2 separate regions of the Homo sapiens genome follow, and region 2 is linked to region 1. Evidence: chromatin loops called from intact Hi-C (ENCODE). Cell type or tissue: PC-3. All regions are shown on one strand.

What was found. Hi-C counts contacts between places; a loop is a spot of excess contacts. Peaks named below come from ENCODE experiments on the same cell type or tissue, not always from the same donor. Only the 100,000 strongest peaks of a DNase experiment are listed, where the experiment ranks them.
Region 2: it touches region 1 in a loop (5-fold over the local background); 3 of 110 quality-filtered maps call a loop at or near these places.

The regions. Positions count from the first base shown.
Region 1 is chr7:46,481,199-46,489,198 of GRCh38, reverse strand. It overlaps LOC105375266 (a long non-coding RNA gene), which reads left to right and starts at 7,621. Exons shown (of 4, transcript NR_187896.1): 1 at 7,621-7,953. In PC-3, a CTCF peak has its summit at 3,600; DNase peaks (open chromatin) are centred at 2,138, 3,278 and 3,458; H3K4me3 peaks cover 382 bases; H3K27ac peaks cover 3,219 bases.
Region 2 is chr7:46,542,186-46,550,185 of GRCh38, reverse strand. No RefSeq gene overlaps it. Among named protein-coding and RNA genes, the nearest start is that of IGFBP3, 620 kb to the right of the region's middle. In PC-3, no CTCF peak of the experiment used is centred here; DNase peaks (open chromatin) are centred at 4,165 and 5,605; H3K4me3 peaks cover 405 bases; H3K27ac peaks cover 3,422 bases.

The DNA of each region.
Region 1 (8,000 bases):
TAGACCAAGGCAATAGATCTTGGTTTTAAGAAAAACTTGGTTTGGTGAAATAATGAAAGAAATAATAAACATCTGTAATTAAAAAACAAAATACCAAAACAAAAACAAGCTGATTAGTGTCCAGGTCCCCAAAACTTAAGTTTATTTCACTTACTTTTTCTCAGAGACAATATGAAAAAGAGAATCACCTGATCCTATTTTACTTCCTTCATTTAGTACAAGGTCTGGGATGGAAAGATCCAAGTTGATGTTTTGGCTTACCCCTTCCTGAGTGTTTTGACCAAGTTATTTCTCTGGGGAGAAGCCAGAAAATTTATCAACCTCATAGTTCTATGAAGAGAGAAGACTGTGAGAATGACTATTAATCTTTTAGAAACTTGAAAGCACGTTCTGATAGGTGTTGTTGTTGTTGTTACTCTTTTCATCCTGGCCAACATCTTAGTAAAACCAGTACTGGGCATCTCTCATAAATCAAGAAGAATTTTCCAAAAACAGAATGTTGGAGGCTATGATCTGTGAGTTGAGAAGCTTTACATGGGTCCCTGGCAAAATTTAGAACGGGATCTTCATGTGGTTTTGTTTGGGACAGAAAATATATATTAAAGTGATACCAGCAGCTTGCACAAATTAACTCTTAGAGAGACAGGAAAGTACTACTGTGCTTTCTAAACCAGCAGATAAAAGGACTGTCACAGATGTTGAATCATTCATTTTACAGGTTTTTAAACACAGAATTTTGGAACATCTCAGGGGTAAAATGGGCAGGATGCTAGCTCCGTTATTTGCTTTTATGTATGTTGAGATATTAAACCATACAATGATGACAATGGTGATGATAGTGAAAGGAAGGGGGCCATGCCAACACACTGTAGCTCTGCCATGGCTCAGTTCCCACTTGAAATGTTCTGTCATTGGAGAAGATAATCATATTGCTAAATTTAAGGTGACAGAATGATGAGAGATCCAGTAAGATGATCCCAGCTTCAAATGTCAAAATCATTAAAATTGAGAGATTAAAGAAAGAATAGAAATACTCGCAATTAAGTCTAATAAAGCTAAAGGTGAAGTTTCTTCTTAATATTTTAAAATTCCAAAGCACATATTTTCTACATGTAAGCAGATAATCAATCAATATTTCAATATTTTTCTTTCTTTCTTTTTTTTTTTTTTTTTGAGACAAAGTCTTGCTGTCACCCAGGCTGAAGTGCAGTGGTATGATCTCTGCTCACTGCAGCCTCTGCCTCCTGGGTTCAAACAATTATCCTGCCTCAGCCTACTGAGTAGCTGGGATTACAGGCATGTGTGCCACCACACCCAGCCAATTTTTGTAATTTTACTAGAGATGGAGTTTCACCATGTTTTCCAGGATGGTCTCGAACTCCTGACCTCAACTGATCCACCTGCCCCAGCCTCCCAAAGTGCTGGGATTACAGGTGTGAGCCACCATACCTGGCCATCAATCAATATTTCTTAAATTAATACATAAATAAATGCATGAGTGGGCAGAAGGATAGATGAATTTCACATTCTGTGTGAAGAAGAGTTTACTTGACAGTAATTTATACTTAAAAATACAAATGCAGGAGTCATGAAATCAAAGCTGGGGTTCCCTCACAAACCATCTAGTGTCTCTATGGGAGTTCTTCCACTGGGAGAACTGAGGTAAGGTGCCCATGGCCTCCCAGCCAGTAAAGAACACATCTGAGCTCAAAGAGGTGCTGTTTGCCTTTACACCCGGCAGGTAAGAAGAGCAGAGTCAAAGACAAAAGGAGGAATGAGGGAGCCTTGAAAGATTAAATTTCAGAATTAGTCATGACTGGCTACTGATGGTCATGTTCCCTTCCATGCATATCACTTGCTTTTACTGTTTGAAAATTCTCCACATGTATCACCTCATCTCCGAGTCCAAAGATAACCTGAATAGGTGATCTGGACATCAGTTAAAAGGTAAGGAGATGAACATCTTTCTTTATGGACATTTGGATCTTAATATGTTTGTAAAGCATGCAAACATCTTTTAAGCTCTGTGTTCTGCACCCTTGAGAAGATGTCTGTATTGCAGTGGTTCTGAAACTGTGGTAGCCACATCAGCAGCATCAGCAGCTCCTGGGTGCTGGTGAGTAACACGAGTTTTCAGGCCCCACCCGAGACCTAGTGAGTCAGAACCTCAGGACTGGGCCCAGCAGCCTGCGTTGTGTCAAGACTTCCAGCTCATTCTAAGGCACACTCAAGTCAGAGAACCACTGTTGTGTTATTGGTGCAAACATCCCAACAGAGAAAGTTAGACATACAATTTATGAAGACGTGGAAGAATAAGAGATGTCAAGGTATCTGTAAAGGAAGAATAAAATCTTATTTAGATTGTTAAAGCCCAGCAAATATGTAGTGTTTAATTGACATCCAGGAAGGTTGAGTCATTTGTCAAAGTTCACACAGCCTCCTAGGAGTTTAAATCATTATGAGTTTAAAAAGACATTTAGAATGACTACTGAGAATAAAAATGAAAAAGGACAACAAAAAATATTAAATAGGAAGCGATTCCAAATGCTAGGAATTGCTAAAAGAAGCTAGAGAGGAATTTATCTGTCAAAGCAATGCAGTTTGCTTTTTTCCACCCTGCAGTACTAAATCATGCTTTTAATTCAATAATGGCATGTAAGAATAAGCTCATTAAATGAGTTAAACTTTTGTGACCCTGAAAACTAGTTTTCTGCATGTTGAATCTGTTGAGAGCACAGCTGAGACCCATCTTCTACCATCTCTGTTGACATTTTTATCAGGTAAGAGGTCACTATGGTAATTATAGAAGAGAAAAATATAAACAAGTGCATATTTATTGTATTTCAGATTTTATCTTCTGTGTCTTCTATCCTCATAGGATGCAACTATCTTTCACACTGATAAGAGTGGCCTTCCTCCATGTTCACTCTGTCAAATGCCTTGTCACTTCATGTTGGATGATAATGTCTATGTCCATGTGAATGAAAGATTCAGACAGGCACAGATTTCAAACTCTCAGCAATTAAGAACAAATAAATTTTGTAAGTAAGAAATCGAAATTTTTTAAAAGCTTAACATTTGTTTCACTTATTTAGAAAATATGATTTTAAGCATTTACACCCTTTTTTTAAACATTAAAAATTGCGATGAGACACACCAATGTATGAGCCTGTTTATCACGTGGCCACATAAACTCAGGAATGGAGGAAATGTGATTGATGTAAATTTATAGTAAGTGGTTAGTGACTCAGGTGGTAGGTTGATAAAAAACTACTCAGAAAAGGCAGAATGGACCTCAGGCTAACAAGGCTGGATTGTATATGTTTAAATATCTTTAAAGATAATGCATTGGCCAAAGAGTCAGGGAATTGCCATGAACACAGAGAAAAGACAGTAGTTGTGGCAGAGGCAGATAAGACAATTGACCCATGGACAGCAATTGCTACTTTGCAAAAACCACAGCTGTACTGCCCTGACCACGCTTTTTAGATTACCTGCTCTCATTTTTTTCTGATCCTGTATCTCATAAAGCCTTGCTTTTGCCAGTTTTCCAAATATGGGAAAAAAATGCCTGGTCAAACCACTGTGCATTCCAACCTGCAGGAGGATTTTTGTTTATCTTTGTGAATTAGTAACACTGGCATTGCTGTTGAGTTCATTTATTCATCCAAGTATTTCCTTAGAAAGGAGCTTCCTGGGTTTCTGAGATAGTGAGCTCCCTGGTAGGGGAGAAAGATAGCATGCAGGTGTTACTATGACTTACTTTGGAAAGCGACCCAGTGGGACACAGCCCAGGGCAATGATCTACCTGTCAAGGAGGAGGTAGTGGCACCAACTGCACTTTGGAGAAAATGACACCCTTGAGCTGGTTCTAAAATGACAAATACAGTTTGGCCAGCTTTGTGTTTTTGTTTTATTTTGCCTTAAAGGAGTAATAGGAAAGGACTTTGAGGCAGAGAAGGGGACAGAAAAGCAACCCTCTAAGTAGAGTGCCCCATGCGGGGGGTGGTGTTGGGAGAGGAAGTGTTTCCACTAGTAGCCTTCGAGTTGTGATGTGGAAACTTCCACCTGCAGTGCCCAGGGCAGGGCAGAGAAGTCAGGCTTCAGGGAACACTAGGCTCTATTCCACAGGCAGATGTCAGGAAGGAGGAAGTGAAGAGTCAGCAGAGCACTTCACTTGCTGGTAGCAGGTGGAATATGGATCGAGAGACAGCCAATGGATTGAGAGGTGGAACATGGATTGGTTGAAACAAACAATAGAAATATTGTGTGATCCACAAAGGCAATTTTAAAATTCTTTAATAGCCACAAGAAACAAGTGAAATAAATGTGATAATGTAATTTATTTAACACAATACATTCAAACTTTTGTCATTTAAAATGTCATCAGTACACAAATTTATTAATGATAGTTTACACTTACTCTTCTTGTACTTGGTGTTTGAAACCTTGCATGTATTTTACACATAAAGCATATTTTTATTTACAGATGCTAAACTCATCACAATTACTCGATCTGTGTTTAGATTTCATTAAATTTAAAGTTGAAGAGTACATTCACATGCCGGAGTTTTTCAGAGATTCTGAAAGGGTTTTTTTCTCTCTCTTTTGTTTTTTTGTTTTTCTGTTTTGAGATAGAGTCTGGCTCTGTTGCCCATGCTGGAGTGAGGCAGTGTGATCTTGGCTCACTGCAACTGCCACCTCCTGGGCTCAAGTCATCCTTCCACCTCAGCCTCCCGAGTAGCTGTGACCACAGGCACATGCCACCATGCCCAGGTAATTTTCTGTGTTTTTGATTGAGACAGGGTTTCACTATGTTGCCCAGGCTGGTCTCAAACTCCTGAGCTCAAGCAATCCAACTGCCTCGGCTTCCCAAACTGCTGGGATTACAGGCATGAGCCACCATGCTCAACCAGAGATTCTTAAGTTTTCTAACAACTGAATTCAGTATCTATATTTTCTTGATTTAATGCAATTAAATACTACTAAAACTTCAGATAACTGGTTACACCAGTCACATTTCAAGTGCTCAGTAGCAACATATGGCCATTGGCTAGTGTATTGGACAACTCAGGGATAGAGCAAAGAGACTTGGAGGATAGGATCCATTTGGAAGATTTATGTTGTAGTCACAGAAATTATGACAACAGTTTAAGCAAGGTTAATCATAGAAGAATGAATATGAGATGGAATATTGGAGAACTATTAGAAGGCATAATGGACAAACTTAGTAAGAGAGAAAGGGAGTAGTCAGGCAAGTCCCCAGGGAGCTGGTGTGAGGGAGTGAGCAAATGGTGTTCTCCCAGGAAGACTGTGTGTGCAGGAGAACACAGGAGTTGAGAGAGAAAGAACGACTTCTACTTTGGACAAAGCAATTCCAAGGAGCCCATGGTACTCTGAAGCAGACTGACCACACACAAATAGCCCTGGAGGATTAGTTATTTGAAGAGGGTTGGAAAGTAGTTATTGAACTTTGAGAGCTATCGGCAGGTGGTAGTCAAAACCCGCCAGGCTCTATGAGGTCTTTGTTGAAGTGAGTCCATCTCTGAGGTGCACATCTGCTTCAGCGCACAGAGAAAATTAGAGTTTGAGCCTGAAGGGTCCTGGCACAGATTGTGGCCTAGGTTAATTTGACTTAAGTACTGCCTGCTGCTGACATCTTGGTAGGCAATTTGCTAGTGTCTTCGGGAAACTCCTAGATTCATAACTTTGTTCCATATTTGTCTTCCAGATTTTGCAGGTGTCATCTGCTTGTCATCAAAGGCTTATATGCAAATATATTTAAGAAACGTTTTCCTTTCTTTACTGATCCCTAATAGATAGTAGTTATGTGTCTGGTAGGTTACATGCAAATTAAACACATATGAACGGGAGAATTCAAATACACTGAGGAAAGCTCTAGATACTAGATGTGGTGTTATTTTTGTAAATGTAAAAGCAGTCACAAATTGTACAAGTTACCACTAATTAGTACAGAAATTTAATGAAATTTTTTTTAGTACAGCAAATAGGAAAACTCAGTTTTAAGTTTGCATTTTATAATATTACAATCATTAAATATGAACTCAATTCAAATTGGAGAAATTTAAGCTTTAGAATGAAAAGATTTATTTCTACTTTTATGGAAGAAAGTAGAATTCTTTCATCATTACTGTACTTTTTAAAAATTATTTATTATACTTTAAGTTCTGGGGTACATGTGCAGAATGTGCAGTTTTGTTACATAGGTAAACATGTGCCATGGTGGTTTGCTGCACCCATCAACCCATCAACTGCATTAGGTATTTCTCCTAATGCTATGCCTCCCCTAGCCCCCACCCCACAACAAGCCCTGGTGTGTGATGTTCCCCTCCCTGTGTCCATGTGTTCTCATTGTTCAACTCCCACTTATGAGTGAGAATATGCTGTGCTTGGTTTTCTGTTCTTCTGAAAGTTTGCTGAGAATGATGGTTTTTAGCTTCATCCATGTCCCTGCAAAGGACATGAACTCATCCTTTTTTATGCCTGCATAATATTACATGGTGAATATGTGCCACATTTTCGTTATCCAGTCTATAATTGATGGACATTTGGGTTGGTTCCAAGTATTTGCTATTGTGAATAGTGCCACAATAGACATACATGTGCATGTGTCTTTATAATAGAATGATTTATAATCCTTTGGATATATACCCAGTAATGGGATTGCTGGTTAAATGGTATTTCTGGTTCTAGATCCTTGAGGAATTGCCACACTGTCTTCCACAATGGTTGAACTAATTTACACTCCCACCAACAGTGTAAAAGCGTTCCTATTTCTCCACATCCTCTAGAGCATCTGTTGTCTCCTGACTTTCTAATGATTGCCATTCTAACTGGCATGAGATGGCATCTCGTTGTGGTTTTGATTTGCATTTCTCTAACGACCAGTGATGATGAGCATTTTTTCATATGTCTGTTGGCTGCATAAATGTCTTCTTTATATGCAGAAAACTGAAACTAGACCCATTCCTCACACCTTATACAAAAATCAAGTCAAGATGGATTAAAGACTTAAATGTAAGGCCTAAAATCATAAAAATCCTAGAAGAAAACCTGGGTAATGCCATTGAAGACATAGACATAGGCAAAGACTTCATGTCTAAAACATCAAAAGCAATGGCAACAAAAACCAAAATTGACAAATGGGATCTAATTAAACTAAAGAGCTTCTGCACAGTAAAAGAAACTATCATCAGAGTGAATAGGCAACTTGCAGAATGGGAGAAGATTTTTGCAATCTATCCATCTGACAAAGGGCTAATATCCAGAATTTACAAAGAACTTAAACAAATTTACAAGAAGAAAACAAACAACCCCATCAAAAAGTGGGCAAAGGATATGAATGAATACTGTACTACTGTTAATAAGAATCATATATAATAATTCACAAACATTTCAGGGCTGGTTAGAGTAGCCTTTCCTTTATGAGTTCATCTTCTTTAAAGGACAGAAATGGCAGTGGATTGCAAGTCTCCAGTAGGAGACAGCCCAGGTGTTCACAATGGGGGCACTATCGATGACACAATGACCCAAATCAAACAAGTGAAACATCACAGAGGCAGGAAAGTTCTGCCCCAAACCCTGCAAGAACAGGGACTTAGAAAAGCTTAGACATTCATAGGAATAAGACCTCCAGCTATTTATGGGTTGATTACAAGCTCAGTATGATTCAATTGATGATTAGATAGTAGACATCACCTGTTACGATTGGAGCCCTGTGGCCAAGAGGACGCCTGTGAACTATTTCACCTGATTAGGCCACGCTGGGATTTTTTGCTTGGGTGAGAGGTCGTGCTTCCCCAGGACACGGGCAGCAGCCTGGAGAGAGGAGTCTCAGAGGGTAACCCTGCTCTTCTCAAATATGGAAAGCTCCTATGTGGAAGGGCAGTGAGTGGGATTTATCTTTTTCTGGGGATTCCAGATGGCAGAAAAGTAAGTTACAAATGAGCAGTGGTTAAGGGTTTGAACTGAGAAAGAGG
Region 2 (8,000 bases), 61 kb before region 1:
TTCAAACTTGTTGAAACTTATTTTATTGTATGCCTTTTGGAACCAAAAGTGAGTTGAATAATGCTTTTGGCAACAACATGAGCAGTAAGGTGGGTACAGTCCTGACCTCTGCTCACTGGAATCTTATATCAGAAGCCTCAGTGTACATCTCGTTTTCTTGAGTCAGCACAATTTGAGGTTTAAGAGAAAATAAAATGTAGCTGCTTCTTTTATTCTTTTTGGAATGTGGGAGATCCTCAGTTTCTATATTCTTGAAGGTTTTGGTGTCACGGAAGGGGACAAAGAAGCAAGAAATAAAGGTTTGCCCAGAAACTCAGATCAACATATGTCTGCATTAGGAGATTGTCTTGGGGTAGTTATCAGTATGACACCAGAGGCAAAGACACTAGAAGCTGTTGGAATTAAAAGGAGAACTTCTCATGAGCAATATCCTAATAATACAAAGAAATGGACAGATATGATAAGTAATTTACAATTGATTAAGCTATCCTAGGAAAGAGGTAGAGTGAAATGATTTTTGTTGATTGTAATTTCTCTGCCAAAACCAGTTACAATTTAGCCATGTTATATTACTTAATCTTCCCAAACATCACGTGATATAAGCATTATTATCCCTCTATACAGTTGAAAGAACTAGGTTAAAGGTCTTAAATAACTTTTCCTAGTTTATACAAGGAAAGTTAATAGATCTGGAATTTGAACATAGGGCTCTCTGACATCAAAGTTTATATTTAATATATAAACAGAGAGATAGACAGATGATAGATACATACATACATACATACACACCTGCATACATACTTTCCTGATGATATATGGCTCATGGATTATAAAGGAAAATGATAAATTAAGAGTGGATCTGACATGTTAGTTTTGTATATGGTGTGAGGTAAGGAGTTTTCTTCCTGATGAATATTCAGCTGAGCCCTGCAATATTTTTCAAGTTAAAATCATGCTTTGTCATATAATGTATTTTCATATAGGTTTCATTACTATTTCTAGATATTTATTTCCATTCTACTTCATATGTCTGGAGATATGTCTATAACATACTCTTTGATTACTCTGTATTTATATTTTAGTGACCATAGGGGGAAGATCATCTATTATTCCTCATATTGTTTCAGTTGTATGTCAGGCTCTTCTTCATAGAGGCTAATATCATTGTATTTCATTTAAAAAATAATACTCAAACTAAAATTGTGAACCTATTTCAATTTATATAAAATTTCATTTATATATTCATTTTGAAATAGAAGTTTCTGAATCTTTTTTTATAAGAGAATACTAGGTCTTTTCATGTATTCATTTCTCAATTATTTTCATCTAACAAGAAATATAAGTTTATATTTTTATTTTTTAGGTATATCTTTTCTGCTAAAAGTATTCCTAAGGATTTTATGGCTTTTGAAAGTTTTGTTGGCTATCAAAATAAGAAATTATAATTCCATGTTTATCTCTGGATGTTGAACTAAGTAATTCTAATAAAAATGTTAAATAATTAAAGCCATAGAAGAGTCAGTACTTATAAAATTATATGCTTCTCATGTGTAGTTTATTATACATCAATTATACCTTAATAACTATATAACAAGAAAAGTTCAAAGTATTTTTATCCTAAATGTGTGTGAAAATATTTCAAACCAAGAAAGAAACTTCAAAACTATTGTTTAAAAAAAATTCACATATTTTACTCTGTAGAATTTAAAATATGACAAATTATGCCAGAGAAAATCAATAACAAATGATGGAGTTTAAAAAATATTTAGACACATAGATACATAGATTGATAAAAGATTAATACAGAGATTGATAAAAGATTAATATGTAAAATATGCAAAGAACATATATGAATTGATTTTTAAAGCAAACAACTAAATAGGGTTATGGACGCAGAATAAAATTAGAAAAATAAAAATACAATAACAGATCTTAATGCCCAATGTATATAAAGGTATGTTATTAGTTACTGATTTTAATTGAATGCAGATTAAAATTATGATGGAATATTATTTTATATTCTTCTGTTTGGCAAAATATTTTTGAAATTATATCTATTGAGTATATAAATTAAAAGCATATTCTCTATTAGCAGAGGAGTGATAGATAGTGACAACCTTTTGGAAACATGATCTATCATACCACAGAAATTAAAGAAATATATTAGTTTTGGCAATCTGTTTCCCAGAATTAAAAGCTCTACTGTATAAATAGTGCTAGATATTATAAATAGATAATTATATAGCTATTATCCATGTGTGCTGGTGTGTGTATATATAGTTTCTATATATATATACACACACTTGTATATGTGTGTGTGTATATATATTATATATGTATATATGTAATCACTAGTGTGGTGGTAAAACTCTGGGAACATATAAATATACATCAGTAGAGAAGTATTTAAATAAACTATGAAACATGTATGCAATTGAATGTCATATGCCAATTAAAAGGAGTTATATATATATATATAAACTGACTTTTGTATATTTAAATAAACTACACATAATAAACTACACAATTTGATAACTTCTGAGACATATGTGTACCCATGAAACCAACAACACATTCTGGATAATGAACATATCTTTTACTACTGAAAATGTCCTCATGTCCCTGTGTAATTTCTCCATCTTGCCCTTCCAAAGCCCCTTCCATCCCCAGGGAACCACTACTTTCTCCTTTTTGTAGATTATTTCCAATTTTTCTGGAATTCTATACAAATAGAATCGTATTTACTTTTTTTGTGTTGCTTCTTTCATCATATTTTGAGATTTATTCATTTGGCTTCTATCAGAGTTCTTTTTATTGCTGAGTAGTATTCCATTGTGTGGACACAACCCAATTTGTTTATCCATTCACTTGATGAACATTTGGTTGCTTTGACTTTTGAACTATTACAAAATTAGCTACTTTGAACATTCCTGTACATGTCTTTGCATGAACATATACTTTCATTTCCTTGGAAAAATACCTACAAATGAGAAGACTATCATATAGTCAGTGGATGTTTAACTTTATAGGAAGCTGTTAAACTGTTTTCCAATGTGATTGTACCAATTTATATTTCCACAGACTGTGGATTAGAGTTTCAGTTCCTCCACATTATTGTCAGCACCCTTGTAGTCATTGTTTCCAATTTTGATCATTCTAGTAAGTATATAATTGTGATTTTTCTTTATATTTCCATAATGACTAATGATATTGAGCATCTCTTTCATGTGCTTATTTGTCATCTATTTAGTACCTTCTTCAGTATCTGTTCTAATTTTTTGTCCATTTTTTAATTGGGTTGTTTGTTACCTTATTACTGGGTTTTAGAGTTCTGAATATATTCTTTGTTTTTAAATAAACACAAGACAATGAAAAAGCTGTATATGAACATATATTCATTTGATGAAGAATATTATGGAAGGATACACATCTTGCTGTTAACATTGTATATCTGGTGATTTGGAGATATTGATGCATGTGATGAGGAATGAGAGAGGGGTAATGCCATAAAAAAGTAAAATACGTCCAAGACAAAAAGAAAGTATTATATGAAGATGGTGATTTAAACATATAAAGATGTGCATGAATAAATGATCACCAAAATGTTTACAGTATTTATTTCAAGATGGTCTAATTTCAAGTGATTTTTATCTCTTTATACTTCGATCAGCCGTATTATCATTTTTAAACCTGTATAATTAAAACACTAATTTTCATTGTTAACTAAACAGAATATCAAGGAAATTAAAAGTCTGAGTCACTGGGAGGATAGTGGTGATTTGAGGGAGAACCATGAATTTGGTTTGGGCCACCTGTATGGCATGAGAAAAGACAAAATCTTTTGTGGACTTCACAAGTGAATATTATTCATATTGTATTTCATTGCTGTAAAGGAGAGCTTGGGTCAAAAGAAAGCTTATAGATAAAATGACCATAGAAGCACTAAATTGTCCCTTAATCTTCCTAATCATGGATGTAGTCATCTATCTTATAACTAAATTTTTAATAAATTGACGACCACTCTGAGGTTTTAAAAGTGTTTCACCTTGGTGAACTTTGGGACTCAGATTTTGGATCTACCACTCTAATCAGATCTTTCATTTGCATAACTGGGATAAATGCTTGCATTCAGATGACTCATCACCAGCCTCTTTAGTGACTCATTTGTTTGATTAGTGAAAAAGCTCAAAAGAATTTTTTTTCAACACCATGGTGATAACAAGTTTTAAGAAGTTAAATAAATACCAAAATGCAACCATGGTTGTTGGGCATTTTCCTACATTTAACTATGTAATAGAAAACTTGACATAACTACAACATCCAAAAATTCTAGATAGTCATAACTGACAATGAACTCAGAGGTCAACCTGCTCAACCCTTATAATGAGAATTCCACAGATACTTATTGACCACCTATCATGTGCCAGGCACTACATATCAAAACCTCTAGAATAAAGTTAAAGCAAAATTTAAAAGGATGTTTATAGATTTGAATGTCCGTATACAAATAAGTAAAATATATACCATTTATAACTTCAATTATGTTAAATACCAAGGAATAAGTCTAACAAAGTAGAAACAAGATCTCTAGAAAAAAAATACATAAAACATTACTGGAATGAATTAAAGAATATCTAAATATTATGTTTACACTTAGAAAGACACAACATTGAAAAGATGTTAAGTTTCTTCAAATTAATGTGTAGATTTAGTGAGGTAACAATAAACATCTTTGCAGGATGTGTGTGTATGTGTGTGAGCATGTGTGTGTGTGTGTGCATGTGAGTGTGCACGTGTGTGCATTGGTATGTGTGTGTGAAAGAGAGAGGGAGGGAGGGAGAGAGAGAGGAGAGAGAAAGAGAGACAGAGAGACATAATGAGATGATTCTATAATTGATATAGTATTATATTGTATACAGCCAAGAATGACAAAGATCTTCTTGTAAAGGAAGTAGGTTTTGCATCAGCTGACATTCACAATTATTTGATAATTACATTATTAAGATTTTGTGGTGTTGATAAAAGGATGGAAGAATAGATCAATGGAATAAATGAAGAGCCCAGAAACAGTCCACACATATAGAGTAAGCTAGCAAACTGGCCATATAGATTACAAACTTCCCACTGTCAATGTCCATTCCATTTCTACGGGGTATCAGGGTGTCGACTTCATTCTGACTACTTCCTGCTGGCTGCAGGCCTTGCTAGGTGCCTGAGGAATGGAACTTACTTTCTTGGAGTTTGAAATATTTCTGTGTTCCTGGGATCACAGGGGTAACATGTCAAAGCATCATTGGATGAGGGGGTAAGATCTGGGAAAAGTGATCCTGTAACCCTATGTATGTTGTATAGCAACAGCATAACCCACAGTAAAGAAGTATGGCCTATTCCTAGAAACATAGCCAGAATGATGAGTAGTTTTTTTTTTTTTTTTTTCACCAGGAGGGTCCTGACTCAAACAAAAAAGAGAACCACTGGTTTAGTAACATCATAGGTTTGGGCATTGCATTAATTTGTTCATTCATGTCCTGGAGGGCAGAGATGTTTTCCAATTTATTTTGAATATACACCCAACATTCAGGGTTTCTTGTGTGTTTACTGTGGTCTCTAAGATGATAATCTAAACATTGCAAGAAAAGGATGACTCATACTTTCTTTGACATTCCTGCAATCGTCATCATTTTTGTTCTGTTTCGTTTTCAGTCAGGGGATAGACAAGTAATAACTATAAAATATATGACCCTGATATCAATAAGTAAGTCAATAAGTTTGTTTCCCACTGTTAATTGTACTCAGAGCTCCTGTGGAGATATCACAACAGGTTGATTAAACACACATTTTTAACAGGTTGCAGGGGGAGCTATGAATATTTACGGAGGTGGTCCTGACACATGTGTATTGAATAAACATCTGTATAACATATGGCCCATGCTTATTTTGGGGTGGAGACTTAACGTCTAAATATATTAAAATTAGGTCTTGTACATCAATAGGTCTATTTAGGACACAAATAGATCTAATTACAAAAGGGCTTAATTTCTGTAAACCAGCCAGAATTAGGCCATGGTCTGTGGTCTTTTTATCTGGATAAAGTCACTGAAATCAGTCTTTTGTCTAATTAAAGCTGCAGTTATAGCTGGCGGAATAGGGGCTGGGGTCAGTTAGTCAGCATCTAGAAGAGATGCCATTTGTTTTAACGTTGCTTATCTTGGGGCCAGTGCTTGTTTGGCTGCTTGAGAAGAAGATAAACCTTGTGGCAGTTAGAACAGAGTATACTTTTTAAGCCTAGGAGTGTGTGACTTAACCCTTGCCTGGCATGGTCTTAGGTCCTGGTTATAATTTGGTATGTTATTGCCACAAAGAGTCTGTCTTGTCAGTCTTATGGTCTCTATTTAAATGTTAATGCTGCTCAGTTGTGCCTAAAGTTTAAATGGGGAAGGGTATAACAAGGCACATTCAACCCTCCCCTTCCTTTCATGGCCTGAACTAATTTTTCAGGATTTTTTTTCAGGGGATTTCCTTGGTCAAAAAGGAGGGGTTCATTTAGTCAACGGGGGCTTAAGATTTTATCTTTTCCGTGGTTGTTTCCCTGTTTTGGGTCAAGATATACCAAAAGCACTATCAATGGCCTAGCTTTTATTTTATTCCATATTGATGCTGGGGTGGTGTGCTACCTAACCCAAGTCTCTCATGTCCCTCAGGGAGACCCCTGTGGCCAAGGGGCTTAGAGTCAAAAGACTTGTAGCCAATTAATAGTTTCAGGCCAGATGAGAATGGAGGTGAGCAGGCACTCATTAATTCTCAGAGCCCTTCTAAGTAATATGAAAGCCAAAAATCAAAAGCCAAAAAGCAAAGTTATAAAATTAACTTATCATCTATCATCTATAGGTTCTACGAGTTGAGCTACTGTAATCTTGGTTCATAGAAATTAGCTATACAAAGCACAGCATTTTGTTAAAACCATTTAACTAAGGAATTTAGAGACTTTTGCTGTGCCATAATGCTTTTTGTGGTCTTTTCAGTAATTTGTTTTAAGGTGGCTGATATATATATATATATATCATATATATATATCATATAGATATCATATAGATATATAGATATCATATATATGATATATATCATATAGATATCATATATATATATATGTATAGTATATGTATTTCCTGGGACAAGAAATTCTTTATGGTTGGGATGGATGGAAAGGGACCATATAATGACCAAGGAGGCAAAGTCCCTTGGTTTGCCAGCTGTTTAGGAATCTGTGTGCCCATTCTTGATTTAGGGGGTCTGAAGTAATTTTCTCCTTCAAAATCAGCCTTTGCAATCTCACATATCCGCCTTTTCCATTATAGTCCTTGAGCCTGGAGGGATTAAATAGTTTTGAATTCTGAAGGTAAAATACAACATAAAGAATCAGCAATGTAAACAGAAAGGTCATAATCCCTGCCTAGTCTTAGAAATGACAGGAAAGGGGAGGCTGAGGCAGGAGAATGGCGTGAACCCAGGAGGCGGAGCTTGCAGTGAGCAGAGATCACACCACTGCACTCCAGCCTGGGCAACAGAGTGAGACTCGGTCTCAAAAAAAAAAAGAAATGACAGGAAAGGAAGCTCACAGGTAGCTAAACATATAAATTACTTAGTATCAAGGCACAGAATAAATTATATTTATTCAAATAGAGGCAAAATTATGAAATGAGTCTTAATGTTTTTGAACAGAGTCCTGTCCCTGTGTCCTCATGAAAGCAGTTTACTTTGATTGTCACCTTTGCTTGGGTCTAAGACAAGGTTTGGTTAACTTGAGTTTGGCGTCAGATAATGGCAGGAGTTGGTGCCTTCTTTAGATGAGATATGTGTACCCAGCAGTCAAAGCCTGTAACTCAACAGCACAAGATTAGTTAATAGTCCCTGATAAGGATCTTTACAAGAGGCTGAAGGTGGTGATACTGGAGTCCATGACTTGACTGCAAGCTGTAAAAAGATTCTACAACCTTGCAGTG